Regions from separate parts of the Mus musculus genome. Here regions 1 and 3 are each linked to region 2. A link is a loop called in an ENCODE intact Hi-C map of the cell type or tissue named here. Cell type or tissue: heart. All regions are shown on one strand. Links, peaks and the distances in the headings refer to the core of each region. The heading gives the core; the rest is flanking DNA. Region 1 has its middle 7.3 kb from the start of Gm10747. Region 2 overlaps Rab3ip (RAB3A interacting protein). Region 3 holds the start of Cnot2 (CCR4-NOT transcription complex, subunit 2).

Region 1 (10,267 bases), core at 1,172-9,171, 90 kb before region 2:
GAGGAGCCCTTAGCTGTCTGTGCCAGTGGTGAGCCAGTCGGTCTTTTTCTTGGGGACTGGATCACCCAATCACCCAGCAGGTTATTAAACAGCTAGGAGCTTATATTCTTCAGCGGAACAAATTGTTTGTAGTCCTGGGGAAGATTTTCTTTCAATTTAATACAGAGGGTGGGCTAGTATTGAAATACTCCACACACAACCGGCCTTTTATGGATTTCTGGGCCAGGAAAATGGCTCAGTGGCTAAGGCCATCTGCTGAACGATCCTGGTGATCTGAGTTTGATTTCTGGAACCCTTGTCACGATATAAGGAGAGGACCAACTCCACATCTAGAAGATAGAGATAACGGTAATAATAAAGCGATATCATAATACATTCCTTTGTTGCAGTTGACTGTAGTAGTGCATGCTTTTGTTCCTGGCCAACTCTATACCCTCCTGGTTCACCACAGCCTATTTCCCCATGGTGATAGAAAAATGCAAATTTTCCCTTTAGTCTCTGGAATCCTTTGAGTTTGACATGGCCTCTCACAGGATCACCTGTAAGGGCTTTGGTCTCCAGCCTGTGAGTCCTATTGGGACGATATGGAATCTTCAGGAGATTGAGGTCTCCTGGGAAAGTTACATTACCGGGCATGTGCAACGGTAGCGCTGTCCTTCTGATGAGGCCCCAGTGGGTGTCAGTCAATACGCAGAGCAGAGAGGAGACTTGGCCAACATCAAGGGTTTCCGCTCAGCCCTCTGCATCTTCTCTGTCAGCCGTGCCTGGTGTCTCCTCGAATCTCACTGAGATATAGACATTTGGTGTAGTCGGAAAGCAGTCACATCAATACAACTCCCAGCAACTGAGACCCTTCTGGAATTCACAGAGCAGCAGCCCTGAAGCTTTGGGAATCGATGAGCCATTGTGATGTCAAGTGTGTGGGAAGAAGATGTAAATTTTAAACAGTGAAGCAGATGTCTGGGGCTGGTGTGCTTTTAGATAGCTGCAGATGAGGGGACATCGGGGAGGTTGTGAGAGGCCAAATCTTTTCAATTCAGGCTCCATTTTAAAGCATTTGAACTCAGGTAAACAGGCCAGTAGCTAGAATTGGTTTACAGGTTACCCCCCAATGAAACCGGAGTCTAGCTCCAGTTTCTAGGCTAACCCCCACAAGACCAGCATCTCCAAGCTAATCTCCCCCAGCAAATTTGGAGTTAACAGAATAACCCCACAACAGCCGGCCTTCTATCTAACAACCACCAGTGCAGTGGGAAATAGAAGGTAAGTTTATAGTTTGACTCCCAGTACCAGTCAATTATGGTAAAGGCCATAATAACTCTCCAATTAGATGCTTGCCAGGCTAGAATCGCTCCCTCCCTCTGTCCCCCAGGGCTGGCAAGTGGGCAGCCCAAGCTCGAGCTTGTAAATAAAGACCCTAGTATGATTGCATTGGATCTGCTCCTGACTGGTCTATCAGGGTTCCTGAACTCTTCCTTCGCAGAACAGTTGGCACACTTTTAGTTTTTGGCAGTCTCCTTGGTTGTCACCTTTCAGCTTGGATACTGTGACAGTATCTTTTATTCTCCCAGTGTAACCTCTGAACCTGCAAGCCAGCCCCAACTAAATATTGTCCTTATAAGAGTTGCCTTGGGGGGCTGGTGAGATGGCTCAGTGGGTAAGAGCACCCGACTGCTCTTCCGAAGGTCCGAAGTTCAAATCCCAGCAACCACATGGTGGCTCACAACCACCCGAGATCCTGATGCCCTCTTCTGGTGCATCTGAAGACAGCTACAGTGTACTTACATTAAATAAATAAATTAATTAATTAAAAAAAAAGAGTTGCCTTGGTCATGGTATCTGTTCACAGCAGTAAAACCCTAACTAAAACAGTGAGCTAGCTGTTTTCTTCGTTTTCATTTACTCATGGGGAGGGGACTTTTGTCATCAGTTCAGTATCGCGCTGCTTCAGGAATCTGTTGGTGCAGATCTTTGCTAGACACTGCTCACCTGAACTGTGTGTGGTAGTGTGGTTGAAAGGGTCCTAGACTTGGACTCTGAAGGTCTCTTTGAACTCCATCAATTGTTTCCTTGTTTATCTTTCTATGTCTCTTTCTCCTTTTCTAGAAAGAAGAGGGTTGTGTCCCTAATAGGCCATCAGGCTAGGAAGCATAGACTCTCTGCTGGGAGACTTTAGTGTTAACAAATACTAGGCATATTTTACCTGGAAATGTAGGTTCTGCTGGTGAGTTTTATGTCAACTTAACATAAGCTGAAGTCAATGAATTGGAAGGAGCCCCAACTGAGACAATGCCTCCATAGATTGGGCGGTAGGCAAGCCTATTAGGGCAGACCCAGCCCATTGTGGGTGGGGCCATCCCTGGGCTGGTGGTCCTGGGTTCTATAAGAAAGCAGACTGAGCAAGACACAATGAGCAAGCCAGTAAGCAGCACTCCTCCATGGCCTCTGCATCAGCTCCTGCCTCTAGCTTCCTGCCCTGTTTGACTTCCTGCCCTGACTTCCTTCAATGATGAACAGTGATGTGGAACCATAAGCTGAATGAACGAACCCTTTCCTCCCCTTTGAGTATGGTGTTTCATTAGAGCAAATAGTAACCCCGACTAAGACAAAGGCTAAGTGTGGAATGTGGGTCAGAGATCGAGCTTGAGAAATCCACTGTTGTTTGAATTTTCATTCAAATTCCAGACTGTAAAGCTATAATCAACAAGGTCCCCACCCATTGCTGCTTTGCACATCTCCCTAAGACACTTAGAGGGATCAACATGATGAACCAGACATGAACTGTGTGGGCCCCGAGCGCACGGAGAGTCAAGAGTTTTAATATCAACCTTGCTCTGGACTGGGGTCGGGTGACATCTTACAACCTCAGTTTACTTATCTGCCAAAGTGGGCTCGGCCTGAGGTCATGGAGATACTGGGTTCAAAGTATCTCATACACGGAAGCTGCTTTGTGTTATAATCCCTTTATATTAGTGTTATCATCAGATGTGGGGAAAGATTATTCCAGGAAGTCCTTGGATACTTAGATGGCTGGGCCTGGGGCCAGCCTGAAGGTGGTGGTGTCTCCCTTTCCTAGATCTGTCTTTCAATTGGTTTCAGAAAGACCTGAAGACCTGGCCAACTCTATACCCTCCTGGTTCACTACAGCCTATTTCCTCATGGTGACAGAAAAATGCAAAATTTCCCTTTAGTCTCTGGAATCCTTTGAGTTTGACAAGGCCTCTCACAGGATCACCTGTAAGGGCTTTGGTCTCCAGCCTGTGGGTGCTATTGGGACGATATGGAATCTTCAGGAGATTTAGGCCTCCTGGGAATGTCACATTACCGGGCAGGTGCACTGGAGAAGACCATCTCTAGTCTCTAGTCCCTTCCTGTCTGGTCTTATATTTATTCACCACGGATGTTGTCATGGCGTTTTTTCTACCTCAAAGGCTCTCCCCGAAATGGGACCAAGTTGCCACAGTGCCTGAAACCTCTGAAATCCTATGCCTAATACACTGCTCATTCTCTCTCTCTCTCTCTCTCTCTCTCTCTCTCCCTTCCCCTCCCTCTCTCCCTTCTCTCTCTCCTTTTAAAGATTTATTTATTTCATGTATGTGAGCACACTGTCGCTGTCTTCAGACACACCAGAAGAGGGCATCAGATCCCAACACAGATGGTCGTGAGCCACCCTGTGGTTGCTGGGAATTGAACTCAGGACCCCTGGAAGAGCAGTTGGTGCTCTTAACCGCTGACCCATCTCTCCAGCCCTGCTTTTGTTTTTTAATGCTTGGGATGAACCGACGGCCTTGTGCAATGCTAGGCAAACACCTTACCACACCGCTGTTAACACGTCTTGATTTCCTAGTTTGTAAAATATAGAAAGCAGCAGCACCTCTATCGTTGAATAGGTCCAAGGGATAGAGTAACAGAACAGGTCCCGCTTACCGGTACTAGATAAACATTGGTGTAACACTTGGCTTGGTCTGGACCTCTGCTTCAGGAAACACTTGAGGCTCTTGGCAAAAAGAAAAGAAAAGAAAAGAAAAGAAAAGAAAAGAAAAGAAAAGAAAAGAAAAGAAAAGAAAAGAGAAAGAAAGAGAAGAGAAGAGAAAAGAAAAGAAAAGAAAAGAAAAGAAAAGAAAAGAAAAGAAAAGAAGAGAAAAGGTTTACTTTCGGCAGACTCTGCAGTTAGTTTTAATAATAATAGCTGCTCTCTTGTCGTCCCCCACATTGAGGGCTTTTTATACAGTATTATTTAAATGCCACGCCCAGGCTGCTCCTTACATGCTAGTACCATTTTCTGCTTTTAGGTGAAGATGGGAAGGTAAGGCCTCCTGCAGGGGCTCTGGGACTGAGTTTCCAAAACGTGGCTGCCCTCCACGTGGTCACAATTTAGTGCTGGCTCTAGTGGAGTCCCTGCTGTGTTACTGAGAAAACACTGGAAGACAGGCGCAGGCAGGCAGCAGCAGGCAGGCCCTCTCAGACTCCCTGTTCCCAGGCTTGCTGTTAGGTCTTAAACCAGAGACAAATGGCTGCCAGGCTCTCCCAGCATCCTTCATCCCTATCTGGTACAGGGTATTGTTGCATACCCAGCCCCGCTACCCTAAACTTCTTCAGCCCAGGGGTTGGGCTGCCCTCCCCCCATCTGCGCTTCCTTATATAATCCAGACATTTTGGTTTCCCGGTCCTTTTGTCTGCCCTTTACTCTCTTTCCTCTTGGCCTGGGCTGCCTTAGCCCGAGGCTCCTCTCTTGCTTTCCCTCATCCCACCCCTCCCACTCCACCCCTCTCGCAGTCCGGTTTGGTCCTGCTGGCCTGGACTCTTCCCTCTGCCTACTTTCTCCTTTATATCTACAATAAAAATATTTTCCATACTCGAGAGGTAGACATGCCCCCCTCCTTTTCTTTCATTATTTCTCACATTCACTTGCAAATTCTGAGACAAGTCGCAACTGGACACTCTACATGAGAGAGCTCTTGGTCATGAGCTCCGACCTGCACAGACAGTGGCTGCATCCGGCAGGAGGTGTCTCAGTCCTGATGTGAGGCCCAGAGGCTTCAACAAGAGGGAAATGCTTTTGAAGAAACTGAAAAGTGGAAAGATTTGTGGGGAGAGCCACATCCCCATAGCAAAACTTCCCCCAGAATCTCAGGCCCGGTTTCTGACTGTCCAGGGCTCAGCAAGCTCTGAGCCTAAGACCAGGCTCTTTAATATCCAGTGCCGGAAGTGAGGCAGCCCCACGTCCCCAGCGGTCCCTTCTAAAATACCTGCAGGGAGAACGGTGCATTCAGGCCATCCTCCCACCCCCATCTGACCTATCCCACGTGACCTGTTCCTTAGAAACCTTGGCTCTTTCTGGGTAGTACCCTGGGGCATTCTGGGACACGGGAGTGGGGACGGGTGGAGGGGGGGGGGGATATGCTGGCGTAAACTCCAGGTCAAGCTGACCTGGATGCCCTAAGAACCACCTGTTGCTGGGAATGCAAATCTGTAGAAATCAGAGACGAATCATGGGTCAAAATGGAAGGTAGAGAGTGTTTGGTGGAAAGTGTCTTTAAGAGTATTCTTGGGCTGCAGAGCTAGCTCAGCGGTCAGGAGCACTGGCTGCTTTTCCAGAGGACCAGGGTTTAATTCTCAGCGCCCACATGGCAGCGCACAAACTGTAACTCCAGTCCCAGGGAATCCAGAATCCTCTTCTGCAGGCATCACACATCAGACGCGGTACACATATGTATATACAGATGAAATACTCGTACACATAACATATCTTTAAAATATATAAGAGGGGTCTAGGTGTCCCAGAGACAAGCAATCTGAACTGTGAACTGCAGGATATTATCATAGATCATAGAATTTGTGAGTCTTAAAGGGGACAGTCTGAGTAAGGTTTTGATGACACATTTGGATCGTGGTAAATGCTTATTATTAGTCATCAACATCCAAATAATTGCTTTTGGGCGGGAGAGAGAGTTGTGTAGCTCATCAGATAGCTGGCTGGCTTTACCCACCAGGAGAAGAGAAATAAGTTGGTCATATGGCCACCAGGGGGCACTCCTGGCCCTGGGAGTCAACACCGGCGTGGCATTTATGATTCATAGGTAGACAGATGGGAGAAAGCAGAAACGTCTTGCTTGCCGGTGTGGAAGCCTCCAGCTAAGGTTGAGAAAGAAACCCCCTTTCGAGCTGGTGCTGCCTGGTTTCCCTGGCAGGAGCGGAAGTTGACCTGACCACCTGTAGGAGGGCATATTCCATTCAAACCAGAGAGTCTCCTGCCAGGATCTGGTTTCCTGCCTTCTCCCTGAAGGGCAACACCACTAATTCCTAAGATGTGTTTTATTTATTATATATATGTGTATATAGTAAATGTTTTTAACATATATATGTTATGTTTTTAACATATGTTTATATATATATCATATATATATATAGTTCAGTGCATATATATATATATATATATATATATATATACATATATACATATACATACACACACACACACACACACACACACACATATATACAGTATACACTGAACCATCTCTTCTGCCTTTTAATTTTTTTTTTAATTATAGTCTCATTAGGTAGCCCAGTGTGGCCTTGAACTTCTGGGACCTCGAACCTTGGAGGTTTTAGACATGAAACTACTGATGGGAAGCAGGAAGGCTGACATTGATGCTCGGGGTTCTCACTGTGGTGCTGAGGCCTTAGCGTGACGCTGGTGACACAGCGGGCTCAGGATATCACTGCAAAGGCAGTGTGGTCGAGGCTGATGTGATGGGCCAGCGAGATGGCTCAGCGAGTGAGGGTGCTTGCAGCCAAGCCTGGTGGCTTATGTTGGATTCCCAAGATCCACATAGCAGAAGAAGTGACTGATTCCAGTATGTTTCCCTCTGATCTCCACATGCCTACCCTCTGTCTCCACACGAAATGAATGAAGAATTAAATAAACCAATAAAAACATATAATAAAAGAAAAAAAGGTCTCTAGAGGGTCCCTCATATATATATTTTTAAAATTTCAATTGTTTGCCTCACTCAGCCACCCCTAAGGACACTAAGCCCTGCCACAGGTGGCCAACAACCAAGTCCACAGACTCAAGCCAGATATCAAAGCCCCTGCATTCTTTTTGACTGTTAATAGTAATAACAGTTATCGACTACAACCACATAAGAAACAAAATGAAAGCTGACTTCCTCTGGTACCCATCATCTCATTCAGCATGGCTGTTCTTCCTCCCTGCCCTAACTGAGCCCCCTAACCCCCACCCTCCCACTCCCACCCCCGTCCCTGTAGACTGCTCTCTGGGCAGCACTGTAGTCAGTAGAGCAGGGTTCCCCCTGGCATCAGGAACTGGCCTCTTGTGTAGAAGCTGAATATCTGTAACAAGGAGGCCCGTGCACTGTTCTGTGTACTGGCAAAACCCAGCATCAATACCTGAACAAATAACAGTCAGTCAGATAGACAGACAAACGGAACCATGCTTGCTTCTGGGTACACTAAACTTTTAGGGAACCAGCACTAAAGTTGATTTTGTGCATCACAGGGTGTTCAATAGCATCTTTGGCCTCTTCCACTATGTACCAGTAACACTTCCAGTATGATGATCGAAAACATCTCTCAACACTACCTAGTGTCTCCTGGGTGCAAGATCGCATCTGATGCAGAGCCACTACCCAAGGAACTTGGAACAGGATAGAATTTCTGCACAAAATCAACTTTAGAAATGTCTTATTTGTTTCGAGACACAAAATGTACTTCCCCTTCATCTCTGTGAGGCAATTGTCCTGAAATTAGAAGCTCAGAGAAGAGAGTTCCATGGCACCATTGGCACCTGGGGCACAAGGTAGAATTGGGCCCATCTTCTAAAATTCAGAAACAAAGAAGCTCAAACAAAAAGTTAATATCTGGTCTGGCTCACGTGAGGTTTTTTAGGGAATTTTGTATTTGCCACAGTCGGGGACATGCTGACGGCATACTCAGAGATGCTGAGGGACAGCGTAGAGTGTGGTGAGGGATTCAAGTTGGATTACGGTTCAAAAGCTCTACGGGAAGGTTGGGGTCTTCTAGATTTTGTAAGATGTGCAATCAGAGAGTCCTGATATTGCTTAGTTGGGTTTTTTCCAATTCAGCAGTCATATCAACGGGAAAACTGTCCTAAGAGTTGCGTTCACAGGACTAAGGCCAAAAGTCTGGAAAGACTTGCAGTCCCTGCCTGAGATAATCCCTGGTTATGTCCTGGGCTGCACAGGCATTGATTGGTGTTTGCTGTTGACCAGGTTGCGGGTTGTGAGGAGGGGCGGGCAGGTGGGTTAGATTCTGATTTGCATTTTCTTTGGGTGTTGTGTTTGGTTTTACACTTGCATTACTCCTAACTGGCTGATATAGGACCAGCATTGGGGAGAGCGGCTGTCCTAAGAAACCTTCCAACTTTGAAGCCAGTGTTCTAAGTCCTCTAGACTCACAGTGGGGAGAACGACTGCAATCAAAAAATTTTAAAAGTCTGGTTCCACATTGTGTTGGAGGACATTGATATACATAATGAGTTAGATGAGGGATTCATAGCTGTGGTGATCTGCCCTGGGATGCTGTGTGTTGTGTGGATGCACATGTGTGCATGTGTGTATGTGTATGTGATGCATGTGTGCACATGTGTGTACCCACTTGTGTGCATGTGTATATGTGTGTGTGCATGCTCATGTGTGTGCACATGTGTGCATGTGTGCACATGCATATGCGTATGTATGTGTGCACCCACATGTGTGCACGTGTACACACATATGTATGTGCATGTGTGCTCATGCACGTGTGTGTGTGTGTGTGTGTATGTGAAGGAATGATGGAAAATGCCAGGGAGAAGGAAGATGGTGAAGGCTGGGAAGCATCAGAGAGGAAAAACCATCTGAAGAGACTGACAAAACCGTTAAGTCGGAGGTTCAATGCTGTGAGTGTCAGAAGGGGATCTTTCTAAATGACCGAGAATCCCAAGGTAAAAGGGGACCCTGAAGAACAGATTACCATAGCAAGAAGTTGGTGATAAATCCCTGGAACACTAGTCACAGTCATGCTTGCTGGTCACACAGGACAATCTGAGGTTTCCATCCTTTCCCTTAGACGCTCATGATGGCTAAGAATGGCTGGGAATCCTAGTGAGCAGCCTACTTTCCAGATGAGAATGTGATGTTTGTGAAGATGGGTATCTGTCCAATTTCCTAACTGCCTTCTTCTTCTTTTTTTTTTTTGTTTTTTTTTTTTGTTTTTTTGTTTTTCAAGACAAGGTTTCTCTGTGTAGCCATGGCTGTCCTGGAACTCACTTTGTAGACCAGGTTGGCCTCAAACTCAGAAATCCACCTGCCTCTGCCTCCCAAGTGCTGGGATTAAAGGCATGCGCCACCATGCCCGGCTCCCTAACTGCCTTTTTCTTTCTCAACATCTTGCTGCTGTTTGTTTGCTTTGGACTTTAGAGGTAAGTGTGATCTTGCTACATAGCCCAGGCTGGCCTTGAACACATCACATAGACATGGTTGACTTTGAACTTTCAGTGCTCCTGCCTCTGCCTCTAGAGTGCTGGGATTATAGGCACATGCCACCATATACGGCTTTGTTCAAGTTTTTGAAGTTGTTCCGAGGTGATTCATTGATTCTTCTTTGTACTGTCGGTAAATTTTATATTTCCCTATTCCATTTAATCTATGTTCTCTATCACTTGGCTGAAGGAGGCTGAAAGTGAATGCCCAGAGTAATGGAAGCCCTGGACTGGGAGGATGGGACAATGAAGAAGAAGGGAGAGCAGCCAGGGGTCAGGCAGCTCTAAGTGCTTGGACGGGAGAGGAAAAATCGGTGGGCTCTTAATCATATTGCAATTGGGGCTGGAGAAATGGCTCAGTGGTTAAGAGCACTGACTGCTCTTCCAGAGGTCCTGAGTTCAAATCCCAGCAACCACATGGTGGCTCACAACCATCTGTAATGGGATCTGATGCCCTCCTCTGGTGTGTCTGAAGAGAGAAATGGTTTACTCCTATGCAGAAAATAAATAAATAAATCTTTTTAAAAAAATCATATTGAAACTGAACCCCAGAGTCAGGGCCAAGCTGTCCCTAGGAGCTGGGAGGAAATATACAAAGGCTTGGCTTTGCTGTCACCCTAACATGCAGATCATGTCAAAACACGACTAGGCTAAGCCTGTTCTTGGATTGGTCAAACCGCAGGGACATTTGGCTATTTGTCTATGAGGCAGAACTCAGAAGAAAATGATCTAGGCAGGTGAGGAAGCCAGGCAGAAGAAGAT
Region 2 (10,267 bases), core at 1,249-9,248:
TCACCTGGCGGCCCGCGCGGCCTCGGTCGCGGAGTTGCTTAAGTCGCGGGCGGCGCGGTTGGCCGGGGATGTGCGGGGGTCGCCGGTTCCCGGGGTCTCCCCCGCCGCGCTCGGCCCAGCCTGACTTCGGGAATCGGGACCCCGGGAGTGGGAGAACAGCGGTTCCCCCTGCGTGGGCCGCTCGCCCCCCGCCGCCCGCGGAATAGCGAGGCTGGGGAGAGGATGGTGCCGGGTGGACGCTGCAGCACGCGAAGAGTTGCCAGTTGTTGGGGATTAAAACATCGATCCGTAATGGCTGGCTGGCGCACTCTCCTCCGAGTTAGAGCTGGTGCCCCAGAGGCACTTTAGTTTCAAGGAAATGTTGCCTGTTCCCAGCCTACCTGTTTAGACACTTCTCAGTGTCCCCCGTGTCAAGGGAAAGAGCCCTGTGATCTTTTGGCTCTGGAATGATTGCATAATTGGAGGAGAGGCCGATAAGAGGATTAAAACAAACCGTTCTATTGTAAATCTCTTGAAAGACCCGGTTTCTGTTCATTACACTGTTCTTAAGTTTTTGTTTCTAAACAATGAATCGAGAGGAAAAGGAGGCAGAGTAGGTATGCAGCCCATCGTTGTAAATATTTGATACTGTTAAATATTTCACCAGTTTTATGGGGCCTTGTTCAGTTAGCATGTGTTATTTATTTACCAGGACTGTGCGTTTTCAGAGGACTTTTCATGTTTGAATAGACACTGCATTCCGAATCTACTCCTCAAGGCCCTAGGGGAATATATTAACTGAACTTAACAGTTACACAGATTTACTCAGCAATGCATTCTTAACTATAAGAACAGACGTCTTTCAACTTTTTTCTCTTTCCGGCCCAAGGATGTTTTGAATTAATGCCTTCTTTTGTGAATGAGCGTGCTTGATGAGACGCCTCATTGCTTACATAGCAAGTCATTTGTGCTAGCGAATGATTCTCACCTTCCACTGCCTGGTTGATGTTCAGTTTCTTTGTGGAGCTTTGATGTCTCTGTTTAAATGCAGCTGTACTTTTGAATCAGTGTAATTCTATACTCTGAGACATATTCTTTGCCTCAGAGTTTCTTTATGCCTCTACTCTGCAGTATACGTGGATGCCCTACAGATATATATATATATTTTTTTAATGGAAAAATTACTGGGACTTGCCCACCCCTCATATTTACGCCGTGGCAGAATGGAAGCTAGGATATAACGTTAGTTTTGTATGTATTGTATGGGTTAGATAACCCATGCTTTTCTGCTGAGCGGGTCTCACAAAGGCTTAGCTCTAACGAAAACGGATAACTTTCAGAACCATCTCTCACCAAGCATGCGACCTCGAGTAAATCATTTATTGAGCATACTCAGTAGAAACACATTCAAATGTCAGCAGTTGCTCCTTTAGTAGTTGGTTGTTTCAACCCAACATGAACTTTATAAAGGTGGGATATGAGTTTAACTGGACATTCCATTGAGATGGGGCGCGCAGGGAGGTGGAGGAGCTTCGGGGGGAGGGAAGAAGCAAGAAGTGTTAACTTGACTGTGGCCTGGGCACTGGGCTGGTGGGCTTGTTGTTTGAGGCTACGTTGGCTTGTTGGTCCTCAGGCCATTTTTTAGGTTATAGATAGCTTTATCAGATTTTTCAAACCCGGAAACCGAAGTGCAGAAAATCAAAATAACTTGCCCGAAGTACATAGTTGTCATTTATAGTGGCTGATCGAAAAGCCAGTATTAAAAACTATTTGAGAACCCCAAATGGAGATTTAAACTCTGTTGTTTAAACTCCTTATGCTACTGGTCTATGCTTTCTGAAAAAAGAGCTTTGCATTTAGAGGGCAGGCCAGTGGAAGGTGTTGCCATTTGTGTGTCTGATTAAAAACTATTCCAAGTGTCCCGATGGTGACATCCCTGTTGCCACTGTTAAACTGAGATCGAAGTCCTGATCTAAGCTTGCTCCAGCTCATGTACCCTCACCAACCAAGAGATAGGTCATTTATATCCCCTTGCCTTTCGTAGCTAAGGGAATTGATACACGAGTGATTGTGTAGCTTAGCCAGGATCGGATAGCTGGCAGGTCGATTAGAAGTCAGGCAGCTTCGGTAACAGGGCTTCAACTGTCATAAACCCACGGCTTCTTGTGGTATAGGTTGTGACGCCTTGTTTGCTCTTAGTCACAACGTCCAACCAGTTCATGCTTGAAGGATTGCCTGGTCTTAATTACTGCTCTGCCACTTCATCTGTAGGTCGTAATGCTGAAAAATTGTTTTTAATTTAGCTTTTATGAGATAGTTATATGAGTGTAATATGTAATTCTTATGTCACCAGAGGCTTTTGAATAAAATATTCAGTGAGTATCTACTTTGCAAGCCAGCGGGGGTTAAAGGAAGCTATAAAAAGTTGAAGGTAGGAACTTACGATACTCTTATATACTATATAATATGTTCCTCAAAGCTTAGAGGGACCTGGGATATAGCTCAGGGTACAGGGGATTGCTTAGCTTAGCCTGTGAGACTGCAAGCTCAGTCAGTTTCTAGGATGCAAAAAGCAACAGCCTCTACCAAAACAAAACAGAAACAATTTAGGAGGATATATGTGTGTGTGTGTGTATGTATATATACACACATATACATATGTATATATATCACACATATGTATGTGAAAATCTATGTATACATTTGGTTGAGTATTCAAAGATCTGTAGTACTTGGGTACTGGGGTGGAAGCAGAGAGAAACAGTAGGTAGGGTGTGTGTGAAGGTAAGGACAGAAAGTTATAAGAATATTGTTCTTGAAGATACATTTTAAAGCAAAACATTTGGCCAGTACAATGCAGGTCAACAAATTTCGCTACTGTATCTACTTGATACCTTAAAAGTCAAACCTCAGGGTTTGGGAAAACTCATTTAACTAGTTTCTCCTTTGCTGCAATGCTCTCTTTAACTCCCACCCCCTAACCCTCACTCCCATCTGGCTAGAGCCAGGCTTCTATAACGTTGTAACCTTATGTATATTCTGTAACCTGTTGTAACCTTATGTATATTCTGTAACCTTCCTTCCCTCGCTTGCTGAAAGCTTACTTTTACTATACCCTTTTATTTATTAATTTTGATATTTGTGCTACATTTATATTTTTACTTCTTTTTCTTTATTAGTTTTAGTTTCTTTGAGACAGGGTTTCCCTGTGCAGCCTTGGATGTCCTGGGCCTGGCTTTGTAGACCAGGCACAGAGATTGGCCTGCCTCGGTCTCGGAGCGTTGAGAGCTGGATGCATGCTGGGAAGGGCGGTTGTCTGAGCTCCTGGACAGCAGCAGGTGTCACTTTATCTTACCTCAGTTTATAGCTTAGCACTGGGCTTGGTACCCAGGAGGGATTGTGCTGGAAAATCCATTGAGATTGCGTCAACAGCAGAGATTGAAGTGAAGTGTTGGGAATGAGAGCTGAGGGGACTACGGGAAACACGGACTTGAGTAAAATCAGGCTGCCGTGTGCTTAGTTTACATGCCGTGCCTTACACCGTCCTGCAAGGATTGTTGTGGAGAAGGCTCAGACGGTAAAACGCTTGCCCGAGTTTGATCTCCAGAGCCATGTAAAAAATTGTGTATTAGTTACTTTTACGTTGCTATGATACCACCACCAAAGCAGCTTATAGTTGAGGTTATTTTGGGTTATAGTTCCAGCAGGCTAGGAATCCCTATTAGCAGGGACAGCATGACAGCAGGCACCAGAGCAGGACGCTGGATACCCCATCGTGACGACAGGCATGAAGCAGAGAGCGTGCACGGGACATAGATGAGGATGTGCGACACTAACCCCCAGTTAAGCACAGTGTCCCCCAAACGCCTGACAACCAGGTGCTCAAATAGGAGAGCCTGTGGGGCATCACTCAGTCTAACCACCGTAGGTTTGGTCTGGTGGCTGCACTTGGGGTCCCAGTATCGGGGAGGCTGAAATAGGCAAACCTGAAGCTTGCCATTCTGCCTAGCCTAGCATAATTGATGAGCGCCAGCCAGTGTGTGTGTGTGTGTGTGTGTGTGTGTGTGTGTGTGTGAGAGAGAGAGAGAGAGAGAGAGAGAGAGAGTGTGAGTCAGTCCTCTGGTCCCCATATGCACAGGGACACACACACATTATGGCAACTCTAATGGCAAAAAATGTCAACTAAGTAGTAAATTCAGGAAGACATGACCATAGCACCCAAGAAGAGGGAAAGGAGAGAGAAAGGACACAAAACAGCGGTGACCAGCGGTGGGGTCAGCCACGATTCTGCTGTTCTCCTGTCTCTCAGTCTTTCTACATTAACTGTGTCTTTAATGTAGTGGAGTCAGTTAGAAGCAGACACACTGAGGGCTTTCATCTTCTTATTTGCTGACTATTTGATCTTGGCTACTGAGTGTCTCTGAGTCTGTTTCTGTAAAGTGGGGATTGAGACCATTTTAAAGGCTGCTGTGATGCTCAGCCAGACTGTGTATATATGCAGACAAAAATAAACTCTTGTTCTAGAGAGTCCCAGGATATGACCTTGACATTGATCTAACCTTTATAGTGTAGGTAGCCATTTCAGCCAGTTGCGGCTAGTTAAAGCCATTGTTAGCTTGAAGTTCGTTTTGCTGTTATAGGTTGGCTACGCTTTCCAGGCTGTAGGTCTGACTCTTCAGGTTAAACGCAAGCAACGTTTTCATGTTAAGTGAACCGTGTAGCGGTCTGCCCCTTAGCTGCCCACTCTGCTTGGTCGACTTCTGTCCCTTTTCCTTTGCCGCTTATCTTCCTGTCAGGCCCTTACTCCCCGAGCGTCCTGTCTTAGTCCCTGGAGCCTTGTCAATCTTGTGGATTCCTACTTAGCATTTACCCTGTAAGTTATAGTTTACTCTCCTTAGAGAGATAGCTTTCCCCTTTCCCCTCGTTGCCTGTGCCTGCAGAGTAGTCACCGGCTCTGACAGCCACACGTCATCTGTTGAGTCTGCCCACTGCTCCATTCTTAGACCTTGGCTTCAGGATGTCCCCGAGGCTGAAGCTGGTGGCCATACTTCTGTGAATACTGGAAGTCGTTGGATGGCGGTGTTTAAGGAAGTGGACTAATAGGTGGGATTTGTAACACTTTAATTTATGACATACTCATGAAGTAGCAAAGTAATTTTTAAAAAGTCACGCTAACTTAGAAAGTCATCTGAGAATTAAAAAAAGTATCTTGCCAGGTGTGGTAGCTCACTCCTTTAATTCCAGCATTTTAGAGGCAGAGATAGGTGTAACTCAAGTTCAAGGCCAGATTGGTCTACATAGAAATTGTAGGTCAGCCAGGGCTTGTCTCAAAAACAACAACAAAACCCCCAAACAAACAACAAAACAAAACAAAAAAACCCCAAAACGTCTGTGTGGGGTTATATAGCTCAGCCCTTACTGCATCTTTCAGTGGTTGGTAAATAATGAATAGAAGAAAGATGAAAATAATACTTATAATCCCTTTTGGTGTTTTGAGGCAAGGTCTCACTCTAGCATGGATTAGCTTGGAGTTTATGTAAGCTGACCTCTGACCCCCAGCGTGGGTGCTCTGACACTCTTAGGATTGTGCACACACGTCATACACAGTTACAATAACAATATTTTTTAAAAAGGTAAGGGCTGAAGAGATGGCTCAAAGATTAAGAGCACTGGCTGCTCTTCCAGAGGTCTTGAGTTCAATTCCCAGCAACCACATGACTGTCTGTAATGAGATCTGGTGCCCTCTTCTGGCATGCAGGCATACATGCAAGAAGAACACTGTATACATAATAAATAAATAAATCATAAAAATAAAAACCTAGAAAACAAATTTAAAACTGAGATTGGTAGCTTTTCTGTTCAGGCACTAGTGTTTCTTCTCTGATGCCATATACGTTTTGTTTTTTTTTTTTAACCTCTGAAGTGTAGTTCTTGTAACAAGTGTTATAATTAGAGAATCAAATTAATTTTCAGATATACCAAGTTGATTTGGGAATGTAGTTCTTTTTCCACTTCTCACTTGTCAAGAGAAGTCAGATCAGGAATACACTGTTAATGGGAAAGTGATTTTTTTCTTAATTTCATGTGGATTATTAATATGCATCAAGTTTGTAGCTGCCATTTAAATCATCTATATGTATTTTATTGATGTACTCAGATATTTTTTTTTAAAGACTAGGTTTTCTTATGTAGCCCAGGATGGCCTCAAACCAGATATCCTCCAGCTTTAGCCAGAATGGTGGGACCACAGGTGTGTGTTAGAATGCCCAACTTCTATGATACTTCATGGAAAATATTTTACCAATAACTTATCCTGATGATCTGAGTTATCTTAGTGATACTTTGGTTTTCTTTTCAAGTGTGAATTTTACCTAGGAAGATGTCGTTTTCATAAGAAGTTTGGCTTTTGCTAGGCATCAATAGTTATTAATACATGGGACTTTCATAATACCCCTGCTTACTTTGGTAGAGGCTGGCTGCTGCTTCTGGTGTGAGAATACAGTCTTCTAGGAGGAAACACAGTACCACTGAGAGTGTGTTAGTGGGGCTGGAGAGATGGCTCAGTGGTTAAGACTGCTCTTCTAGAGGTCCTGAGTTCAATTCCCAGCAACACATGGTGGCTCACAACCATCTGTAATGGGATCTGATGCCCTCTTCTGGTGTGTCTGAAGAGTGCAATGGTGTACTCACATACATATATAAATAAATAAGTCTTTTTTTTTTTTTTAAGAGCGTATTAGTGTTCAGAACATATTGTTCTGATCAGTTTTTCCTTGGTTAGAAGTCAGTTTTGGTCTGCCTGCATGCCTATGTGCCACATGCATGCAGTGCCCTCAGAGGCCAGAAGGTGGCATCAGAGCTCCTGGAACGAGTTACAGGTGGCTGTAGGAACCATGTGGGTGTTTGAAACCGGACCCAGGTCCCCTGCAAAGGCAGCAGGTCCTCTCTATCCCAGAGCTAAGTTAACCTTAAGGTGACTTGACGTTAGACACTGTCGAGGTGTGTCAGCAGAGCAGAAGCATCGCAGGCAGACACACTCCTCAGGGTGGTTTTTCAGTTTTCCTCCCTTTAGGTGAAACCAGGGTAGAGATGTGCGATCCTGGCATGCATGGATTGTTCTGGTAATTTAACGGAAGCAGAGTCAGTGCCCTTCTCTGTGTCTTACGTGGATTACGTTGGTTTCTCATGAGTGCTGAGGCCATACCTCGGACACCTGAGCATCCTGCCAGGACCTTTGTCTTTCTGTGGTTGTTCTTAGTGGGGCTGGGGTGGAGGAGGGCTTTACTGTTAATGCCTTTACTCCGAATGCCTTGGTTTCTTTGTCCTTCCTGTTCTTTCTTCTCCCCAACCCTGTGTGTGTGTGTGTGTGTGTGTGTGGCCAGAAGTTGATCTTGGATGTAGCTCAGGTACCATCCACCCTGTCCTTTAAAACAGGGTCTCTCATTAGTTTGGAGTCACCCTGCAGGCTAGGCTGGCTGCCTGGATGAGAGTTGAGGGAGCCCCAGGGGAGAGCTCTGGGGAGTCCTCTTGTCTCCTTCCTGGTTCCCACCTTTGTGGGATTTACAAGCACCCCAGTACATCCCACTGTTCCCATGGAGTCTGGGACCAAGCTCTTTACTGACTGAGCCTTTGCCTGCCCTGCTCTCTGTGTCTTCTGTGACATTTAGGAAACACCGAAGACGCACTGGGATCAATTCCTTATTTTTAAAATTGGTAAATAAAAGGGAAAAATCAATTCCTTATTTTTAAAATTGGTAAATAAAAGGGAAAATCAATTCATCCTTACATTCTGGTATGTAATACATCTGGTTAGGTCATGAGGGAAATATATATAAAAAAAAAACCTTAGTAAATATAAATTCACTGGACCTAGACAAGGCTCACAGTAGCTACTGAGATCACAGCAGGGACAAGGGCATCAGGGCCTTTAGTCAGTGAGTGGCAATGTAGTTCTGAAACCCACTAGCAGATCTACTGTAGGAGGGCAGAACTGGAGTTCATTTAAGGACTCCGTAAGATTCAACTTTTTTGATTTTTGTAGTTTTACTAAACCCTTGTCATATCTAAAACCGTCTTGGTCACAAGTGACATTAAGATAACTTATGTGCTTGGTTTTATATGTATAGTAGCTTTAGAATAAAAGCATCGGTATCACTGCTGACCTGACCTGGAGACAGCCATCGTTAGGGTTTATTACCATACTGTTTTAGCGTCACATAAGATACTTACATTTTCCTGAGTAAGCTACCATCTTTATGTTAGGCATTTTTACTTCCAGAGATTAAAAAATTAATATTCATATGGTTTCTTGTAATTGTAATTTTTTTCAAACCTCTCTTTTAATGATGGTACTTAAACACCTTTAACCTCCCTTCTATTCTAGCCCACCATCCACCTAAGTAGTGGGAAAGAAAGGACATGGGGGAAGTGGACCCATTTAGAAAGGTTCTTTGGAGCAACTCCATCTGTGTTGTCTGGAAATCGGCAGTTCAGCTCACAGGTTAGCAGGCAGGGGCAGCTCGATCCACTCACAAACACCTCACGGATACAGCAGCAGTCCAGGATCTATCTACCTCGAGTCGGGATAGCACACAGGAGTCAGCAGTGGTGGCAGAGACAGCCAGGCCTCAGCTGTTCTCAGCTGTGTCTCTCGATCAACGACAACTCGGGACCCACAGGTGCTGCACAGCTAGCTGTACCAGCAAGCCAAGCTCTGTCTCGGGTCACTCTGTGGAGTCCTATTTATACCCTCTAAACATCACGTGTCCTCCACGTGCCTTCCCTCGGCACTGTGCATCCAATCAGGGAGTCTGTGGAAGCAGCAAGAAACTGCAGCACAACACACACGTTTCTCTCTGTGGAGTCCTGACAAATGCAGCTCAACTACACAATGCAAGGCGGACCAATACATGTGTGTCACCAGGGAAGAATCCTTCGTCACGTGTCCTTTCATGTGCTTGCTTTAGCAGAACGTCCTCTCTGCAGTGTCTGCTTCAGCGAAAGGTTCCTTCTCAGGTCTCCGAGTCTTTCACACCCATGTCCACTTTAAGGAAACGTCCTTCATGTGTTTGCCCCAGCAGAACATCATACAACTGACTTTCCAAAGATCCCTCACGTTTCCAGTTACAGTTCTAACCTGTAGAAAACCAGGGAGAGAAGCCTGGCCCCATGGCCTCCGCTCTGCCTGGCTTTCCCTCCCACTAGAGAGAAGGCTTTTGGTGTGTTTTTAGTGTAACCCTCCAGTTCTGACTACACGTGTGTGTTACAGTGTATGTGTGTACGCTGTAATACAGTTACGTATAGTACATGTACAGTTATAAGTTTGTACTTTTCTCCCTACCCTAGACTTAGAAGCACAATAAATATTTTGTATTGAATTAAACTTTGAGGACTGAAATTGCCATTTGCTGTTAATAAATGTATTATTAGTAAATTTACTTACTTTGAAGTTGGGCATTTATAGCTTTAGTTGGTAAAATTCTGGTTGTTCCCACATGGCCATGTACTAATCTGTAATTTTGAGAGAGTCAGTAATTTTGAGACAGTCAGTAATTTTGAGACAGTCAGTCTACTGTCTTCTTTCTGGACTTTCTACACTCTTTTTATCCTCTACTGGATATTCTTTTAAGGCTTTTTATTGGCGATGGGGGATAATTAAAGTTTTCAGTTTACACGTGCGTGAATGTTTTTGTGTTTTGTGGAAGAAGGGATGTGTGCAGCTGGTGCCTGGGTTTGAAGCTCAGAGCAGAATCATTCACAGTCATCCAAGAGCTGCTGTAGGAAGGGCTGGAGGGGAGCCGGGACTTTTTCCCTGTAGGGAAAAAAACACCAAAGACTGGTTTACAAGACTCCTAGTGTTACTACTAAGAGAGCAACTTGAGAGAGACGTCTTATATTTTATGTATAAACTTTGCAAAATTATTGGACAACGCCGTACAAAGTAATTTCCTGCTGATGTAGAAATCAAAGTGTCCTTGTGATTAACGGCTGAGGAATAAATGTCTCGGAGGAGCAGGGTGCTCTGAGGGCCGTGCGGGACTGTCTTCTTCAGTGCTCGCCCACCACCGGTGGAAGATCTTGATCAGGATTTTATGATTAGCTGAACTTAGCTGCGTATATGTCCGTGTGTCTCTGTAAACATTCTCAGGGGCTCAGAAGTGTTAGCACCTGGTCATGGGGACGGCCTCAGAGCAGCTCGGGGAAGTTCTTATGGAATCTGAAATGTTTTCAAGACGAAAGCCATTATCTTCAGTCGTTTCTGCTGTTTCTAACCAAGATTATAGATGAA
Region 3 (10,267 bases), core at 962-8,961, 360 kb after region 2:
GATGCGATGTTATCTCCAGGTTGGTAAAGTCAGAAGCTTCCGCATTGTCCTTCCCACCCTTTTGTTGCTAAGGAAGCCAAGGGAGAGCAGTGATTGATTTAAACGTTTGTATCAGCTCTTGCCTGGCATTAGCAGCACTGCAAACATTCACTCGCCCCTCTGCTGCTCGTCAGAGAGGCTTGCGGCCTTTCCTGCCCTCCAGTGTTTTATGGGGCAAAGCTTGCCACTCCTGAACACTCTAATCACCATTACCTCAGAAAGTGACTGTATTGAAAATCAGTTTGTAAAGATGTAATTAAGGTCAAATGAGGTCACTTGGGTGAATCATGATCCTAGCACCTGGCGCCTTTGTAAGCATTGGTAGAGTTAAGCAGAGGGAAAAGCCTGTGTAGACACTTCAACCAACCATGTATGAGCCAAGAGGACAGGTCAACATCATCTCTAATGGCTGAGCACTATTCATTGTATGGATGTTGCTTATCTAGGCAACAGTGGAATACAGCCTCAAGCAATCGCTGTTAGACACATCCTTCGCACTTTTGGAAGAGGAACCGACTGAGGGCTCAAGGCTTTAGCAGTCCACTCTAGAAACATGCTGCCAGTTTACACTCTCAGCAGAGTCAGAAGCGCTGCTCTCTGAACTGTAGTCAGCACAACTGTAATGTGTTAACTGCATCTAAAGACTCAGACTGGGTTAACCTTTCCTACGGGACACTCTGAGCTCAACAGCTGAAGCTCAGTAAGTTCTAAAACCAACCAGCCTCAGTGAGTTTCTGCTCTAAGCACACCCGTCTTGGGATCTGACCTGCTATAGTGTGCTGTGTGATTTCTCTTGTTCCAGACATCTCATCGGCTTAGCGCTATGTTTTCCTAGCTTGATTTTCCACACTTTGCAATTACTCCTACAGAAGGTAATATTAGAGGATAAACAATGAAGGGAGCTATCTGAGGGAGGGTGGCCAAGGAAGGCCTGCCAGAGACAACGTAACCCAGGATGACCCTTCCTTCCCTCGAGTCTAGGTTACCCTCAAATGTGTGCGGATCTCTTTGAGTCAGCTTCCCAGGTGTTGGGATTAGAGGTGGCTCAATGTCTAACTCTAAATAGTGGTTTTGATTAAAAAACAAACCAACCAAACCAAAAAAACAACCAATTTCCCCTAAGATCAAAACCTGAAAGGAATGTAGTGCAGTTACCATGTTCTGACCCATGAAGCCCTGAAGGGTCTCAGTTACTACCAGTGTAAGGTTGTACCAATTCCTATGTGTACATGTTACACTGGCAGGCCGAGCACAACAGGGAGGAGCGAAGGGATGAGAGGCACCTGCTTTTATTCTAAGGGTTGTTCTGGGAGAATACTGCATGATAAGGACTAGAGAGAGGGAGAGATTGTAATCAACTGGTCATCAGTGCTATCACGTGGCTCTGACGTAGGCTAGGAAGTCTTTACTCCAGGTAGCCATGTGCCCACATTTACTACTCAGAAAGAGAAGGATTTGGGGAAACAACTAGCAGTCTGTGCAAGAAGGCTGGAACCAGAGCATAGGAGAAGGCAGAGCTTGAGCGGCCATTTGGGTTTACTCTATATGTACATATGGGAGCTAGAGTAGGGTTTTAAAACACCAAGGAACATAACTGAATAAAAACATTAAAGTGATGCTTCTGGCTGGTACACAGGAACAGTTGACAGGAGTGGGCTGCTGAGAAGGGGCGGGGTTCAGAACATTTGTAGAGTTCTCAGTAAATGCTGCTAAGATGGATGCAGACAGAAGTCACAGTGGCTTCCTAACTCCAGGCTAAATCTGTAAACAGGGTCACTGCTGATGGGATTCGGGCGAGGGAGAAGTCAGCCATGCTTTTCCAGGCAGTCTGAGGTCCTTGTCCTTTCCGTTCCTTGTCACGGCAAACATGCTACCTAGTAATTTTGTTTTTTTTTTTTGTTTTGTTTTGTTTTTCGGAGACAGGGTTTCTCTGTGTAGCCCTGGCTGTCCTGGAACTCACTCTGTAGACCAGGCTGGCCTTGAACTAAGAAATCCGCCTGCCTCTGCCTCCCAAGTGCTGGAATTAAAGGTGTGCGCCACCACCGCCCGGCAGCAACCTAGTATTATATCCACATTTTTTGGTTTGTTTTTTAAGGGAGGCCTTTCCTTCTGCAAATATATACAAACTCATTTTTTCCTTAATAAAGCCTTTCCCCCTCAATCCAATCGAGTTTTCTATGAGGTGCACAAAACAACATCTCTCAAAACCACATAAATATACTCATCAGTATGAACTATTTTCAAGCAAAAGTAACAAAATTATTAGACCTGTTCACTATCAAAAATATTTTTAAGACAAATTGGATAACTATGATCATTATTAACAACTGTTATGAAGCTGTTTTATTGGAGACAGATCTTATAGAATATGTTGTTCAGGTTAGCCTCAAATTTTGATTGACTCTCATGCCTAAGTCTCCACAGTAATAGGTTACAACAAATGTCACTATGTCTGGCTTTGAAGATGAAGTCATTTTGTTTTTACAAGGTATTAATATATATGTATGTGTGTGTGTATATATATATATATATATATATATGTATATATATATATATATATATACATATATATATATATTCCTGTGTCATCTGCAACTAGCTATGCAGACCAGGCTGATCTGGAACTCAGAGATTGGCCTGTCTCTGCTTTCCATGTGCTAGATATAAAGATCTGTGAAATTATGCCCTGAAAAGAAGTTTTCGGTGCGACAGGATGATTTAAGATTTTTATTGAGTGCATACATCTTTTATTGAGTGCATACATCGTCACGTTGAGCCATCAATACAGCCTTTAGCAAATGCTAGGACGTTCATGGAGTTTTTCCTAGCATCCCTGTTCCACACATTAATTAAGAAAATGGTCTTATCTCACCTGGTAAAGTCCAAGCATAGCAATACTCTCAGACCTTCCCCAGTGACAGCAATGTTTAAATTTTGACAAAAATGTGTTTTTAAGTTAATATACGTAAGAAGAGTAATGAATTAGAATATTTAATGTTACTTAATGTGATAATGCTACTACATACACATTAAGGGCTCCCAATAACGAGCAGCCAGATTAAGGTGCTCTGCATTGCATGCATTCACGCACATGAGCTGCACACGCCTAGAGTAGCCAGTCTTTGAACACACTACCTTATGGCAGTAGATGCTAACTTGAGAGGAAGAGAAAGCAGACGAGACAGGAAGGCACGGTTGGGGGAGGGGCCATGTAGGACTGTGTTGTTCCTTCTTGAATTTCCCTAAAGTGAAAAACCAACAAAACACAAAACGGTGAAAAGGAGTATTTAATGAAATGAACAACCTAGCAAAATAAACCTTTTTTTTCTACTGGCTACACCAGTTCCTGTCCGCATTTAAACAAATTTGCATATCTGCTGATACTGCATATCTGCTATGTCAAATTACTTTCAAAACCATGACAAAGGTACTTTTAATTTCACCGTAGGCTATTGTATCCTATTTCTTGCCTTTAGCTTTCTATGATAAAAATATATATCGCTTCCGTTTATCACAGAATCTATATCTAACTATATAGACTGGCGGGCTGGAAGGAGGTAATTTATTAAACTACAGCAGAAACTTTATTTACTTCAAATGAGTAGTAATCCGCATTAGTAAGCTCTACCACTCAAACATGAACAGCGATACGTTATGAAACTCGCAACTTCAAAGCACAAAGAGGCTTTTTAGCAAGTTAAGTAACCGTAAAACACGAAGTTTGTGGATGTTCAAAGGTGTAAACTAAGAGTATTACAGCAATAAAAAGTAATTTCACTTTCAGGGACAGTCCGGCTTTGGAGAGCAAAACACTTTAGTTCCCAACCACAGCCACCGTATTTTCAAAAGGTCTAGTGGATGAGCCAGCTGGTCACTAAGGTTTACCAAGGGCGCGCCGGGCGGGAACTAAATAAAGTGCCACAAACACCGTTCGGTTAGATTAAGTACTCCCGGCAGTGCTTTAAAAACACGCTTCCCCCTTACTTCCTCTCACCAGGTTTAGACCGGGGGGGGGGGGGGCAGGTAAAAAAAAGGGGAGCATGAAAAGGAAGAGGGGGCGGCGATCAAACGCCTAGGTTCCAGCGGAGGGGAACTCACTGCTCGGGAGGTGCGGGCGGCGTGCGGCGGGTGTCTGGGGGAGCGCACCCAGGTAGCGCAGGCAGCGGGGCGGTGGGAGGACCGAAGCACCGCAGGCACCGCACCGCACCGCGCCGCGCAGCAGGCTGGGGACAGCCCGGGGACAGCCCGCAGGAGGTGCTCGGGGGCGGGGTGTCCGAGGAAAACACAAACACAAACACGCTGCGCGTCCCCCGGTGGGCGGACCCACGCCACCCTCGGCTTCTCCCCGCCCCCGAGGCCGCGCTCGCCCGCTCGCTCGGACCCCAGGCCGCAGCTCCAGGCGTGGCCGCAGCAGCTCCCGGCGTGGCGGCGGTCTGGCTTCGGGAGCCCGGAGAGGCCGCCCAGGCCCCACTCTCCTCGGTCACCGCCACAAGACAGCGCCGCACCTTCCGCGGGAGGCGGCGGAAGCCCGGGAAGGCTCCAGGCGAGCGTTGTGCTTCTCACGGTCGACTGGCGTACGGGCGGCGTTCCGTCCATTCGGCGAGCCTCGCTCGCTCGCCGGCTTCTGCTGCTGCAGCCGCCGTCGCCGCCGCCTTCGAGCGGAGTCGGAGCGACGGGGGTCACGGCGGGGGTCAGAGGGTAAAGGTCTTGCTCCCAGCAGCCTCCGCGGTGGATACGTCGCCATCTTGGATCCGCGGGACAAGAAAATTCATGCGGTGAGTTTTTGGCCAATTTTCGGAAGTCTGGCGGCGGGGCACGCGGCGGGGGAGGCGGATTGGGGGCCCCCTCAAGGCGGGGGAATGCCTCGGGGCTGGTCCGGTCGCGCCCGGGGTCCGCGGGTAGCGTCCCGGCCCGCCGCTTCCCGTTGCTTTTGTCTCGGCTCCAATCGAGAGAGGGAAGAGCGGAGCGGGCGGGCGGGCGGGCGGGGAGGGGGTGGCGGCGCTGGAGGAGGGAGGGGGTGTGTGGCGGGGTGGACGGGACGTAAAGCGTCGCCGTGCTCGGGCCGCCACCGCCGCCACCACCGCAGCTACCGCAGCCGCAGCCGCTCCGGAGCTTAGGCCCGGGCCCCCGCTGCCCGCCGCGGGGCTTCCCCGGCTCCCGCCGGCGCGGAGCAGCCGCTGCCGCCGTGCTGCTTCCTGGGCTAGGAGAGAAGGCAGCGGCGGCGGTGGCGGCGGCAGCAGCATCCAGGAGCCCCGGCCACTGGACACGGCTCCTGCCTGCCACGTTCCCAGCAGCTGCTGGTCCTTGAAGCTTTACGTTTCTGGCCATACACGCGCATCCTCCGCCACTTGTGTGGTTTTCTTTTCTTTCTTTCTTTTTTTTTTTTTATTTGTTTGTTTGTGTAAGATGGGGACATCGCACTGGCTAACGGGCCTCGGGAGCCTCCAGGCCCTGAGCTATACCGAAGGGGCCTTTCTTGCAAGGTGGAAAGGCGAGAGAGAAACTCAGATGCTGCTTCTGCCCCCGTGCCTGGAGTGGGAAGCCTCTCTAGTGGTGTAGCCTCTTGAGTTCCGATGGTCCTGGGGCGGCGGAGGAGGAACCCGAGCCACTCTTGTGAAGTTGCAAGCCCTGGTTTCTACTTCCGCCGGGCCCCCTCTACCTTTTGCCGTTTTGTTTTAGGTCTTCACTTCAAAGTTTCATAGAAGAAATAAGTTGGGTTAAAAGAAACCCGGTAGTTCTTAATTGAGGTACTGTTTGCTTAGGAGAAAAGCTTATAATTCTTGTTATCTGTAGGCCCTTCGGGAAATCTAATTGTAATTTTATTTTTGTAAAATTATTTCTAAGGTTTTGTTATTTGCATTTACGTTAGATCCAATCAGTACGCTTTTACCTCCAAAAGAAAATAAAAATAAATAAATCTTACACATAGGTACTTTCTTGGAAATCCTAGGGGGACATCTCCACTTTTCAACATCTGGGAAGACAAGTGTTAAGAGTGTTTTGCTTCATTTTCATTAAATCCTTAGTCAAAGATTTCTCTTTAATCATCTGGACAGTTCCTAATAAAATACAGCAATATGATCCTTAGATTATTGGCAAATGGTAGAACGTTAACCAGATCTGTTCACAAGGGACACACTTAATGTTCAAAACTGAATACATTTTCTATTACTCTCTATAGTGAGAAGTTTTAGGGAGATGGAATCGTGTTCCTATAGATTTCCCTTTCCAAATAAGTGGGTGGTAACTTTCACAACAGTTTTATGTTTGGGAATGCTTTGTATATTCAACAACAGTTCCTTCTCAGAAGTCACCTTTGTAGTTTTGTAAGGTAATTTTATTCCAAGTTGGAAGTGTTTAAAAATCCAGTACACTGAAATGGTTGTCTACATTCAAATATTTGTCTGTGTTCAGGTTTTGTGTCTTTAATATGTTTTCTAAATGGTCCCTTGTGCTCTGCCTATCCAGTCTGTTGTCATCTTAAAGCTAAAGGAAAAGTTCAAAATGCACAGACAACTTCTTCCACTTTTCACTTTTGCTGACTTTGCAAGATCCTTAATTTTAAAGTGAAACCTTTTCATTTTTAAAAAAGTGCCTGTTTTTGTTTTTAACTCTAGACCAGAAATAAAGACTGTATTTGACTTTTATTTTTTTATTTTTTGCATTCCTATTAATGCTTTATTGACACACATAAGGTAGTGCATGTGTTGGCAGAGCACTTTGGTTCTCAGATGCAGTCTAGAGATACCTGTAACCTTACCAGATGCTCCAGGCTGAGAGTGGCCTGCACATTAACGTATCAGTAAATACAGCCTTTCTAAAGTGCTTACAAATAAATGGTGTATGGTGGAAAATGAAGCAGATTGATGTCTGTGAGTGGTTTATAGCCTAGCCATCTGAGAACTATTTGATTTGAAAATGAAATCAAACTCCAAATAATAGGCTCCCTAAAATAATAATTACCTTTAATTTCCCTATATAAAGGTAGGTGCTTTTTGGTTTTTCAGAGATGCCTTAGGTTTATTTAAAACTTCAAAAATAAATATTTTATACTGCTGGCAAGTTAGAAATACTAGTAATCGTGTTCTGCTTGTTTCTTTTCTCCTCTTTCTTTCTTTCTTTCTCTCTCTCTCTCTCTCTCTCTCTCTCTCTCTCTCTCTCTCTCTCTTTCTTTCTTTCTTTCTTTCTTTCTTTCGTTTTGTTTTTTCCAGACAGGGTTTCTCTGTTTAGCCCTGGCTGTCTTGGAACTCACTCTGTAGACCAGGCTGGCCTGGAACTCAGAAATCCGCCTGCCTCTGCCTCCCAAGTGCTGGGATTAAAAGTGTGACGCCCGGCAGTCTGCTTGTTTTTAAGTAGGTGCTAATATTAGCAAAACTTAAACTTTAATGGATCATTATAGAATTTTTTTACACGACATGGGATAGTATAGGTTTTTTTTTTTTAATGGCCAAATTTGCTTGATTAGAAAATTTGATTTTTGTATCTAACTAGAGTATGAGTAGATAGTAGTAAACCAGTAAAAATAAGTATACAATTTTGTTTTGTTTTGTTTTGTTTTGAAGTGATATTAAGTTGTAGTATCTTTTGATTAAAATTTTAACTGTCAAATGAATGACATAGCTGACTGGATAAAGGCATTTGACACCAAGCCTAATGATAGAAGTTTGATCTGAGAGACCCATATGGTGGAACAAGAGAATCAACTTCCCTAAATTGTTTTCTGTTATCCACACAAATAGCCACATATAATAAAACATTAAAAAATGTACTATAGGGTTAGTTTTGGTGTCACACATTTAAAAGCAGGCTGTAGATCCTGTATGTTTGTTTGAGCAGACATTGGAGGAAGGCTTATGTGAATGGTGATAGTTTTAGGAGGAGATTTTCTTACCCAGACTGTAGTGGTATTTTTAAGAATTATGTGTAAATTATGTATAGGTGTGTGCTCGCATGTGGATAATGTGTATGTGAGTGCAAGTGTCTTCTGAGGGTCCAGAGGCTCTGAAGCTGGAGTTAGAGTTATGAGTTGCCTGACATGGAGGCTAGTGGAGGCTAGGAGCTGAACCCAGGTCCCCTGGAAGAGCAGTAAGTGCTCTTACCTGCTGAGCCATCTCTCCAGTCCCTCTAGTGGATTTTGTAACACAAAACACAATAAGTCAAGGTACCAGAGGTTGGGTGGTTTTCGAGGCAGAATTCATCAGAGTTGGACTGTAATTTCAGTGGATTTGCATATAGTGATGGGTCAGAAGATTTACTGATATGGTAGAAGTGGCTCTTGTTTAGGTTCCGGTGACTGTCTGGACCAAAAATGATTTCTGTTTTGATATTTGAAGGAATTTAATTTCATTCTAACATTTTCAATATGGGGAAAAGCTGTGCTCGAGTTGGTATCTATTGTAGAAATTTACATTTAAGGAACTATAAGGAAAATTTGGGTTTAAGGTTCTAAAATTATTTTAATACCTTATCTTGCATCAGTTTATTGAGCTCTTTAGTATTGCTATTTTTTCTTATGTCTGTAGTTATTCTGTGTGGTGTCCTTCAATTTCTATTTAAAATTTTTCAACTATTAGGACAAATCATGCCAATAACAGTTTACTCATCAATATTATCAAGGATGTTCTAGAAATAGAATTTATTTATTTATTTTATGGATGTGACTACAGTGTAGCCGTACAGATGGTTGTGAACTTTCATGTGGTGGTTGGGGATTGAATTTTTAGGGCCTCTGCTTGCTCTGGTCTGCCCCCACTTGCTCAGTCCCTGCTTGCTCTGGCCCAAAGATTCATTTATTATCATACATAAGTACACTGTAGCTGATCTGATGCACCAGAAGAGGGCGTCAGATCCCATTACCCATGGTTGTGAACCACCATGTGGTTGCTGGGATTTGAACTCAGGACTTTAGGAATAGCAGCCAGTGCTCTTATCAGCGGAACCATCTTGCTAGCCCTAGAAATAGAATTCTTGCTGTTTTCTGACAGGTTTTTTTTTTTTTTTTCTGAAATGAAGCTGCAGATACTTGGTATCTAACTTCAGGGAGGAACGCTGCATTATGAAGTGATAAAATGGTCTGCGTTGTCTTTACCTTTGGGATGGGCGCATGGCTTATACAACATACAACATACAAATGAAAAAAACTGAACTGTGTAGAGAAATACAAAGTTTTCCTTTGGTAGACACATTTTTATATATGATCAAACTCAGGGTCCAAGACCATTTAGTTAACTGTTTGGAACTCATTTGCTCCTTAAGTCTAAACATTTGCCTTTTTATTCATAAGCCTGTTTGCATGTGTGGCTCTGGGTGTTAAGTGTCACTTTCTCTCTGTTACTTGGTAAACTTATGGCCTATGTCAGTTTCTTCATGAAATCGTTCCTGACTCCCCCAACCCCCAATACTCATTACTGAGTATGTCACCATGGATCTTAATTTACATCTCATCTCTCCTCCACCATGATCCCTACAGGTCTGAGTGTGAGCAAGACTCTTGTCTTGGTTACATTTACACACTTTCTGTAATGTATAGGAGTTAGAGTCTCAAGAAATAAGCTTCAAGCAAACCAGTTGCTGGCTTAGTTGTTTCTTTTCTTTTCTTTTTTCCGAGACAGGGTTTCTCTGTGTACATTGGCTGTCCTGGAACTCGCTCTGTAGACCAGGCTGGCCCTGAACTTAGAAATCCACCTGCCTCCCTCTGCCTCCCAAGTGCTAGGATCAAAGGCATGCGCCACCACGTCCATTTCTTGAATCTGTTTTTTGAGTTTTACTTTTTTATTCTTTAAGATTTATTTATTTATTTTATGTATGTGAGTACACTTCAGCTGAACAGATGGTTGTGAGCCTTCATGTGGTTGTTGGGAATTGAATTTTAGGATCTCTGCTTGCTCCAGTCAGCCCCGCTCACTCCCGTCAATCCTGCTCTCTCAGTTCCTGCTCACTCTGGCTGAAAGACTTATTTATTATATGTAAGTACACTGTAGCTGTCTTCAAATGCTCCAGAAGAGGACATCAGATCCCATTACAGATGGTTGTGAGTCATCATGTGGTTGCTGGAATTTGAACTCAGGACCTTTGGAAGAGCAGTCAGTGCTCTTACCCACTGAGCCATCTCTCCAGCCCTGCTTTTTTATTCTTAATTTACTGCTTTGCCTTTTGGAAAGTAGGTAACTAGCTTTTTGAGAAGTGTCTGTAGAGTCTGTGTGAAGCCTTGAGAAGAAAATTAGGAATA

What was found. A loop is a pair of places that touch in the nucleus more often than their neighbours do. Peaks named below come from ENCODE experiments on the same cell type or tissue, not always from the same donor. Only the 100,000 strongest peaks of a DNase experiment are listed, where the experiment ranks them.
Region 1: it touches region 2 in a loop (3-fold over the local background); 16 of 42 quality-filtered maps call a loop at or near these places.
Region 3: it touches region 2 in a loop (2.1-fold over the local background); 4 of 42 quality-filtered maps call a loop at or near these places.

What each region holds. Positions count from the first base shown.
Region 1 is chr10:117,029,760-117,040,026 of GRCm38, reverse strand. No RefSeq gene overlaps it. Among named protein-coding and RNA genes, the nearest start is that of Gm10747, 7.3 kb to the left of the region's middle. In heart, for the core only: a CTCF peak has its summit at 6,020 (motif pointing right); a DNase peak (open chromatin) is centred at 6,026.
Region 2 is chr10:116,939,789-116,950,055 of GRCm38, reverse strand. The region is part of intron 1 of Rab3ip (RAB3A interacting protein); the gene reads left to right. Among named protein-coding and RNA genes, the nearest start is that of Rab3ip, 5.5 kb to the left of the region's middle. In heart, for the core only: CTCF peaks have their summits at 5,728 (motif pointing left) and 6,810 (motif pointing right); no DNase peak of the experiment used is centred there; H3K4me3 peaks cover 1,180 bases; H3K27ac peaks cover 1,780 bases.
Region 3 is chr10:116,576,000-116,586,266 of GRCm38, reverse strand. It overlaps Cnot2 (CCR4-NOT transcription complex, subunit 2), which reads left to right and starts at 4,756. Exons shown (of 16, transcript NM_001037846.3): 1 at 4,756-4,814. In heart, for the core only: a CTCF peak has its summit at 8,879 (motif pointing right); DNase peaks (open chromatin) are centred at 3,206, 4,486 and 4,756; H3K4me3 peaks cover 3,474 bases; H3K27ac peaks cover 2,103 bases.